Linked DNA regions of Homo sapiens: region 1 is linked to region 2. Evidence: chromatin contacts called from ENCODE Hi-C data. All regions are on one chromosome and are shown on one strand. The core of a region is the stretch at or near the end of the contact, and the rest is flanking DNA. Distances in the headings are between cores, read along the strand shown.

Region 1 (3,524 bases), core at 873-3,372, 2.0 Mb after region 2:
TTGAGACCAGCCTGACCAACATGGTGAAACCCCATCTCTCTAAAAATAGAAAAAATTAGCCAGGCATGGTGGCAGGCGCCTATAATCCCAGCTACTCAGAAGGCTGAGGCAGGAGAATTGCTTGAACCCGGGAGGCGGAAGTTGCAGTGAGCCGAGATGGCACCAGTCTGGGCAACAGAGCAAGACTCCATCTCAAAAAAAAAAAAAATTGCACTCAAATGGATGTTGGGTCAAAGGAGCGTCTTATTCTTTAGGAGGTCAAGAGCAAAGTGATAAGGGGGTATCACTCTTCCTCATACTCAATCCTCTGTGGCTCCTTTGACACTTACACTACCCGCCCCCCGCCCCATGCTTTTTCACTCCCTTGACACAAGTCTAAAGCAGAAACATCTAATGAGAAAAACTAATTTGTTTTTTTAGAGATCGATTCTTGAGACATTGACCAGGTTGGAGAGCAGTAACTATTCACGGGCACAATCAGCATGCACTGCAGCCTCGAAACTCCCAGGCTCAAGTGATCCTCCTGCCTCAACCTCCCAAGTAGCTAGGACTACAGATGTGTACCACGGAGCCCAGCCAATAAAAACTAAATGAAGAGTGGTTGCTACGTACCAGGCACTGGAAGCACTTCGCACATGCTAACTCATTGAATCCTCATTGCAATCCTTTGTGGTAGGGGCTATGTTTATCCCCTTTGTACAGGTGAGGGGACTGAGGCACAGAAAGATTAAGAAACTGGCCCTAGGGAATTCCCATTTGGGTCTCTCTCTCTCTCTCTCTCTCAAAAAAAAAAAAAAAAAAAAAAAAAAAGAAATAAAAAGAAGCCTACCCTAGGCAAAATGGGGTGGGGTTGGGATAGAGGGGAGGGACACAAAAAAATTTGAAAAAAAAGAAAGAAACTTGCAGGCCAGTGCAGCAACTCACATCCGTAATCCCAGCACTTTGGGAGGCTGAGGCGGGCAGATGGCTTGAGCTCAGGAGTTCAAAACCAGCCTGGGCAACATGGCAAAACCTCGTCTCTACAAAAAATACAAAAAAAAAAAAAAAAAAGATTAGCCTGGAGTGGTGGCATGCACCTGTAGTCCCAGCTACTTGGGAGGCTGAGGTGGGAGGATGGGGATGACTTGAGCCCAGGAGGCAGAGGTTGCAGTGAGCCAAAATTGTACCACTCCACTCCAGCCTGGGTGACAGAAAAAGGCCCTGTCTCAAAAAAAAGAAAGAAAGAAAGGAAGGAAGGAAGGAAGGAAGGAGAGAGAGAGAAAGAAAAAGAGAGAGAGAAAGAAAGAAAGAGAAAGAAACTTGCCCAAAATCACAGGAAAAGTAAGGGTCCAGTTGGGATTGGAATCCAGGCAATCCTGCTGCATTCCACCCTCCCAGTTCATCTTCTCTAAGAGAAGCTCATAGGCTAAAAGAGAAATAAATGCTGAAGAGTCAAATCTCTGTCAAAACCAGAAATGAAACCTCACATCTGGCAAGTAAAATGTGGTTTCCTAGGTTCAACAGCTTCCCAGGTATTTAAACACTCCCATGGTGGAAGTGAGAGGATTAGCAGAAAGAAGAATGAAAAATCATAACCAAATTACAAAGCCCAAAGAAAAATAAGTACAACTTACAGGAAGTTTCAAAATCAAAAACTCAGCTGGTTGCCATGGCTCACACCTGTAATCCCAGCACTTTGGGAGGCCAAGGTGGGCGGATCACTTGAGGTCAGGACCAGCCTGGCCAACATGGTGAAACCCTGTCTCTACTAAAAATACAAAAATTAGCCGGGCATGGTGGCGCTGGCCTATAATCCCAGCTACTCGGGAGGCTGAGGAAGGAGAATAGCTTGAACCTGGGAGGTGGAGGTTGCAGTGAGCTGAGACTCCAACACTGCGCTCCAGCCTGGGTGACAGAGCAAGACTCTGTCTCAAAACAAAACAAAACAAAAATCAGAGACTCAAAATACAGCTCTGAAACATCCAAAAACCTCAAGGAGTAGAAGAGGGCTTTGTTTTGTTTTGTTTTTTGTTTTTGAGAGAGCGTCTCGCTCTGTCACCCAAGCTGGAGTGCAGTGGTGCAAAACGCAGCTCACTGCAGCCTTAACCTCCTGGACTCAAGGGATCTACCTGCCTCAGCCTCCCATGAAGCTGGGATCACAGGCACACGCCACCATGCCTGGGTAATTGTTTTTGTATGTAGAGACAGGGTTTCCCTTTGTTGCCCAATCTGGTCTCCAACTTCTGGGCTCAAGCAATCCTCCCACTTTGGCCTCCCGAAGTGCTGGATTACAGGCATGAGCTACCGCACCCGGCCTCTTTTTAAATGCAGACTTGAGACAAGAAGGCAAAAGTTACAAGAAATACAACCACAAATTCTATTTTCTCCAGAAAATTTAGTCATGATTACAAGCCTGGGAGTTAGGTGGTAATGAAACCAGCCACATGAACGTCACCAAGCAGCTGTTATTTCTCCAAAACCTTTTAGCACGAAGCTAACAGAGACGAGATCTAGGGCTAGTATCTCCTGGGACTTATGAGTAAGAGCCGGCACCTAGAGTACCTGTCACTATAGAGGGTGATGTCACCGCTGATTCAACCTGATATTGAAAAACCTTACCAGGAGAGGCCTCTCAATGTCGGTGACTCAGGGCCCCACCCCACCTGTTCATAAAGTAAGTGCCCAGGTGTTTGCCTCACTGCTTATTCAAGGGATGATGTTTTCCAATAGGAAAGCCACAACTCTCCCCACCAACAAGTTGGTCATCTTGTTCCCTTTTTCAAACACTCCCACATAGTTGTGGTGAAGAATTTGTTGGGGAGGAAGCCTCGTACTGAAGGTGAGATTCCAAAGTAAGTACCAGGTCCTAGGAACACTCGTATACATGCACAAAAAAAAAAAAAAAATATGCCCTAAATGATGCCTGTTTAGAAAATATCATCCCTCTGCAGGAAGAATCTTTAGAAAACTCGGCTAGGCACAGTGGCTCATTCATGCCTGTAATCCCAGCACTTTGGGAGGCCGAGGAGGGCTTATCACCTAAGGTCAGGAGTTGGAGACCAGCCTGGCCAACATGGTGAAACCCCGTCTCTACGAAAAATACAAAAAGTAGCCAGGTGTGGTGGCACATGCCTGTAATCCCAGCTACACCGGAGGCTGAGGTGGGAGAATCGCTTGAACCCGGGAGGCAGAGGTTGCAATGAGCCGAGATCAGGCCACTGCACTCTAGCCTGGGCAACAAGAGCAAGACTCTGTCTCAAAAAAAAAAAAAAAAAAAATTTAGAAAACTCTGCTGGAGCAATATTCCTCTTGGGCAACATGCTGAGGGGTGGGGAGTGGCTTGGAATGAGCATTATTTCCTGGTTTGAATCTGATACCCTTTAAAGGAGATGTTCCTAAAGTGGCAGGTCAAAAGAGAAAGATAAATAAATAAAAAATGAAGGAGATGTGAAAATGAGCCCTCAGGATTCCTTCTCTAGAAAATGCCTGGCCTGGCCGGGCATGGTGGCTCAGACCTGTAATCCTAGCACTTTGGGAGGCCAAGG
Region 2 (3,828 bases), core at 1,028-3,527:
CATGTCAGTATACCTTGCGGGGCTCAGTGGTCCAAGGTGTTTTTATCCCTGGCTCTAAAAATGGGTGATAATGACCTGTTCTTATTTGGTTTCATTCCTTGTAGCCCAGGACAGTGTATTGTAGCCAAATGTCAGCAGCATCTTCATGTCACCAGACAGAAACAAGTTCTAGCAGAAAGCCAGAAAGCCATTTTCCCCAGTAATCACGGCAACAATCATCATGGCTGCCAGCACTGGCTGAGGTCACGTTAGGCCCTGCCCTGCTCTGAGCACTCACGCGTGCTGGCTTTTTGGGTGAGCCCCTGGGGTCCTCACAGCAGCTCTGAGAGGCCAGCACTGTGTCATTCCCCACTTGTTTGGGCCAGGAGCCTGGCCCGAGAGCCCACACTCCTCACCCCACTCAGGAATCCCACCTGCGCCAGCACTGGAAGCTTCCACAGCCAGAGGGGAGGAGGAGAGGGGCCAGGCCATGGGCACAACCTGGCAGTGATGGGGGCATCTCTCCTCTCTTCACAGTGACTTCAGAGACCCCTTCCTGGCCTCAGGCCACGGCAATGCCTCATTTCTTGTCATTTGCTGCCCGCCACCACTTCCTCCAGCCACACCAGCCCCAGGAAAGCACCTGTTTCTCTTGAAGCCCCTTCCTCCCACTCACCCCTCCCAGCCTCAGGAAGCAGCAGTAGGGATCACGAGCACTGGGGTCAGAGGGATCTAGATTCACAGCCCTGCTTTGCCCATCCATCCCGTGACCTCGGACAAGGGTCCTACCTCACTGCTACTTCTTCCCTCTCTATAAACCAGGTGCTGGGGTGCCTGGGGGCTCTGTGAGCTCCCACATGGCAAGGGCTAGGCTAAATGCTCCCTGCATGTGAAGGGGGCCTTTGCTTGTGTCCTAGTTATTACAGGCCGGTGCAGAGGGCCCCTGTGGGAGGCTTCCCTGGAGATCCCAGCTTCTCCTGCCCCTCTGTTCCAACACACTTGCTTATCTCAGGCTGCCTGGGTGGGTGGTGAAGTTCACATCTGTTCCCTCCTGGCTGTGACCTCTTAGACCCCCAGCTGGAAGTGCATGCGGAGGCTCCTCAGCGTCGCCCAGTGCTGGGTGATTTGTGTCATCAGCTCAGTTTGAATAGCGTCATGGCAGGCCACACAGGCCAAGTTTACTTACCCCGGAATCCCTGGCACCAGGTGCCCAGTAAGGGTCAGTACCTATTTTTGAAAGTTTATTAAAATAATGGAAGGCAGGGGCACCAATCACCTGAGCCTGAGGCCCCCGGCACTGCTGCCCAGAATGGCATCCTCTCATACCCGTGCTGCCAGGCCCTCCCTTGTCCAGTTGGAAGCCCCAGCAGTCCAGCCCCCCTGCTCCACCAGCAGGGGGTGCCTTCCTCCACACCCTCTCCTCGCTGCCTTTGGCCCCAGCCCTCACCCTGCAGCAATAGCTCTTTCCCGGTGGCAGACTGCTATATGACCTCTCCACTGCCGCGTCAGCTGGAAGTCCCCACTGGGCCCTGCTGCATCCCATCGGCTTCTCTCTCGCTCTGACCTGAGCAGCTGCAAAGTCTCCTGGCTATGATTGATGCCTCCGGCGCTCCTGTCCTGCCGACCCAGGCCGGCCCACAGATGAGAAAGTGATTGCCCCTTGAGTGGGTTCCCGAGTTGGTGCCATTGCGGCGGCCTTTGTCTACGTAGCTGTGCACCCCCTCCAGTTCTGCAGACTCTACACCCCCAAGACCCTGCTCAGCCTCCCTTTCTCCCAGCCACTTGATTCTTGGGGGAAACTGCCCCTTCCCCACCCTGTCCTCTTGGTTCCATACCAGCCTCTCCATCACCCACCCCTTCTGTGGACCACTTCCTGTGCCAAGCACGACTTGATGCTCTTTAGCCCTGCCTGGTTCACAGAAGAGGAGCTGGCCTCGGAGAAGGTGGTGCTGCCTCCCCTGAGCGGCCTCTGGCCCTTCCCTTGTATCCTCCAGGCAGCAGATCTTGAGCCCACAACGGGCTGTCCGGGCACATGGACCCCAACCCCAGCAGGGAGGGAGGCCGGAGTGGAGCAGGGACCCTGCTGGGCCTGAACTGGGTGGCTGACGTTTTCACATCTGGTTCTGTTGAACTGTAACTCGCGTTATGTACTGAAGCCAGGGTTATTTTTATCCTGACATGTGAGGTTTCTTCACGTCATAACCACAAAACTCAATCCAAAACATCCCGGGGCAGGTTGTTTGTGAGACGTTCTGTGGATTCTCATGTCACCACATCAGGTTTCACTTAGTAACATCTGCAGGGCTGGCTCCCCGGCCGCCCACCCCGCCAGCCTGGGTTTCTGTGTGGAGTGCGTCTCTGTGCCCCTGGCCAGCCGCCGGTCACGTGCACTTCCTGCCAGGGGCTGGCAGGCTCCTCACTTGCCCAAACCAGAAATACAAGGCACAGTGGCCTTCAGCTGAGGGATGGCACTCTCCCTCATGCTCCTGCCCTCTGCAGGATTGGGGAATGGAAATCCCACTCTCCTGGGCCCCTCAAAGAGAGCCTGTCTCCCGAGACACACAGCCGGGTTGTGGGCCCCCCTCTCCCTCGCCCCCTGCTGCAGCAGCTGCCCACCATCTACAGGGGGCTGTGCCTCAGTGGCACCCCTGAGTAAAACCGCTGAGGTCCTCGGAGCGCAGTGTTGGAGGGCGTGCCCTGAGCTGCCCCGTCCCGGCTCCCACTTTCCTCATGCGCCTGCAGCACCCAGCCCAGGACCCTGCTTACAAGAGCAGATGAGCCAGAGCCGGAGGTGGGCGGAAGAGCAGGCAGCAGTGAGGCGGAAATCAGCATACTTGAGGGGCCCATTTCTCCTGTAGTCACCCTCCCGGGGTGAGCTTGTTCTCTCTCCACCCATCTCCTCCTCCTGAGCCTGCAGCCCTGCCTCAGAGAGCATCTCAAGCCAAAGGGCAGCTCAGATCAACAGAGTGGCTGGGGGCGATGGGGGCCACTGAGGCTGGGAAAGAGCGAGCAGCCCCCACCCTGTCCTGCTGAGCACTGAGGCCTTTCCCATCCCTGTCCAGCCCGCCCTCCCTGCCCCTTCAAGTGTGGCCCCTTTCCCCACCTCCCCTGCTGGGAAAAGACTGCCCTGCTCAAACCTGTGGTCTCAATGCAGCCCCTCCCAAGGCTCCCAACCCTGTCTTGGGGAGGGCAGAAAGTCTTTAAGCCTTGGGAGCACTGTGAGGGCTGAGCTGCACTCAGCTGAGGATGTGAATCGCTTGCTGCGGCTTCTCGCAGCTGTGACACTGCCCTCCTCCTCCCTTCCACTAAGGGCCTCAGCTCCAGGGTCCAAGGGGCAGCCTGGACATTGAGAGTCCATTTTGGGTCCACACTAGGGGCTGTGGCTAAGGAGTTCAGAGTTGTGTCCAGAGCAGCCCAGCCCTTCTCTTCTGCCATCTTTAGCCAGACTGTCAGCGGAGAGATGGGCTGATCTCCCTCCCCAGATGTGTGGGGGTCACAGGTGGCCCCCCTTCTTCCTCAGAGCATCCTGATAGAGCACTGTGAATTTGTGCCAGAAATGAAATCTCCCCACTCAGACATTTCAGACCAGCCCCCAGACATCCATTCTGAGACTCAGAATGAGAACGGTCTGCCCTGCGCAGTGCTCTGCGCTATGGGACGCTTGCTAATAAAAAGGAGCCCCCGTGTACTGAGTGCAGACTGTGCGGCAGGCTCCGGACCCGGCACATTACATGTTTTTATCTCATTTAATAGGGGCTCTTACTGCACTCACTTTACAGATGAGGAAACTGAGGCTTAAACACCATGCTCAGTGCTTCCTACTGCCCCTGTGAGGCTGGAACGGCCCCG

Evidence for each region. A loop is a pair of places that touch in the nucleus more often than their neighbours do. Pooled maps may share reads with other maps.
Region 1: a loop to region 2 is called in a map with no recorded cell type, with 34 times the contacts of the local background. The contact joins two enhancer-like sites. A Hi-C loop is called at or near these places in 2 of 37 single-sample maps with no recorded cell type and 3 of 50 pooled maps.

Annotation. Positions count from the first base shown.
Region 1 is chr16:68,755,494-68,759,017 of GRCh38, reverse strand. All of the region lies in intron 2 of CDH1 (cadherin 1), which reads right to left. Among named protein-coding and RNA genes, the nearest start is that of CDH1, 20 kb to the right of the region's middle. RefSeq lists cis regulatory regions at 209, 1,690, 2,419 and enhancers at 137-281, 1,524-1,573, 1,618-1,762, 2,254-2,353, 2,347-2,491. Within about 2 kb of position 2,122, at least 16 of the 41 ENCODE cell types and tissues checked have a DNase peak (open chromatin) inside an H3K27ac peak, as active enhancers do.
Region 2 is chr16:70,736,125-70,739,952 of GRCh38, reverse strand. The region is part of intron 13 of VAC14 (VAC14 component of PIKFYVE complex); the gene reads left to right. Among named protein-coding and RNA genes, the nearest start is that of VAC14-AS1, 17 kb to the left of the region's middle. RefSeq lists enhancers at 1,399-1,568, 1,470-2,000, 1,973-2,132. Within about 2 kb of position 2,277, at least 30 of the 41 ENCODE cell types and tissues checked have a DNase peak (open chromatin) inside an H3K27ac peak, as active enhancers do.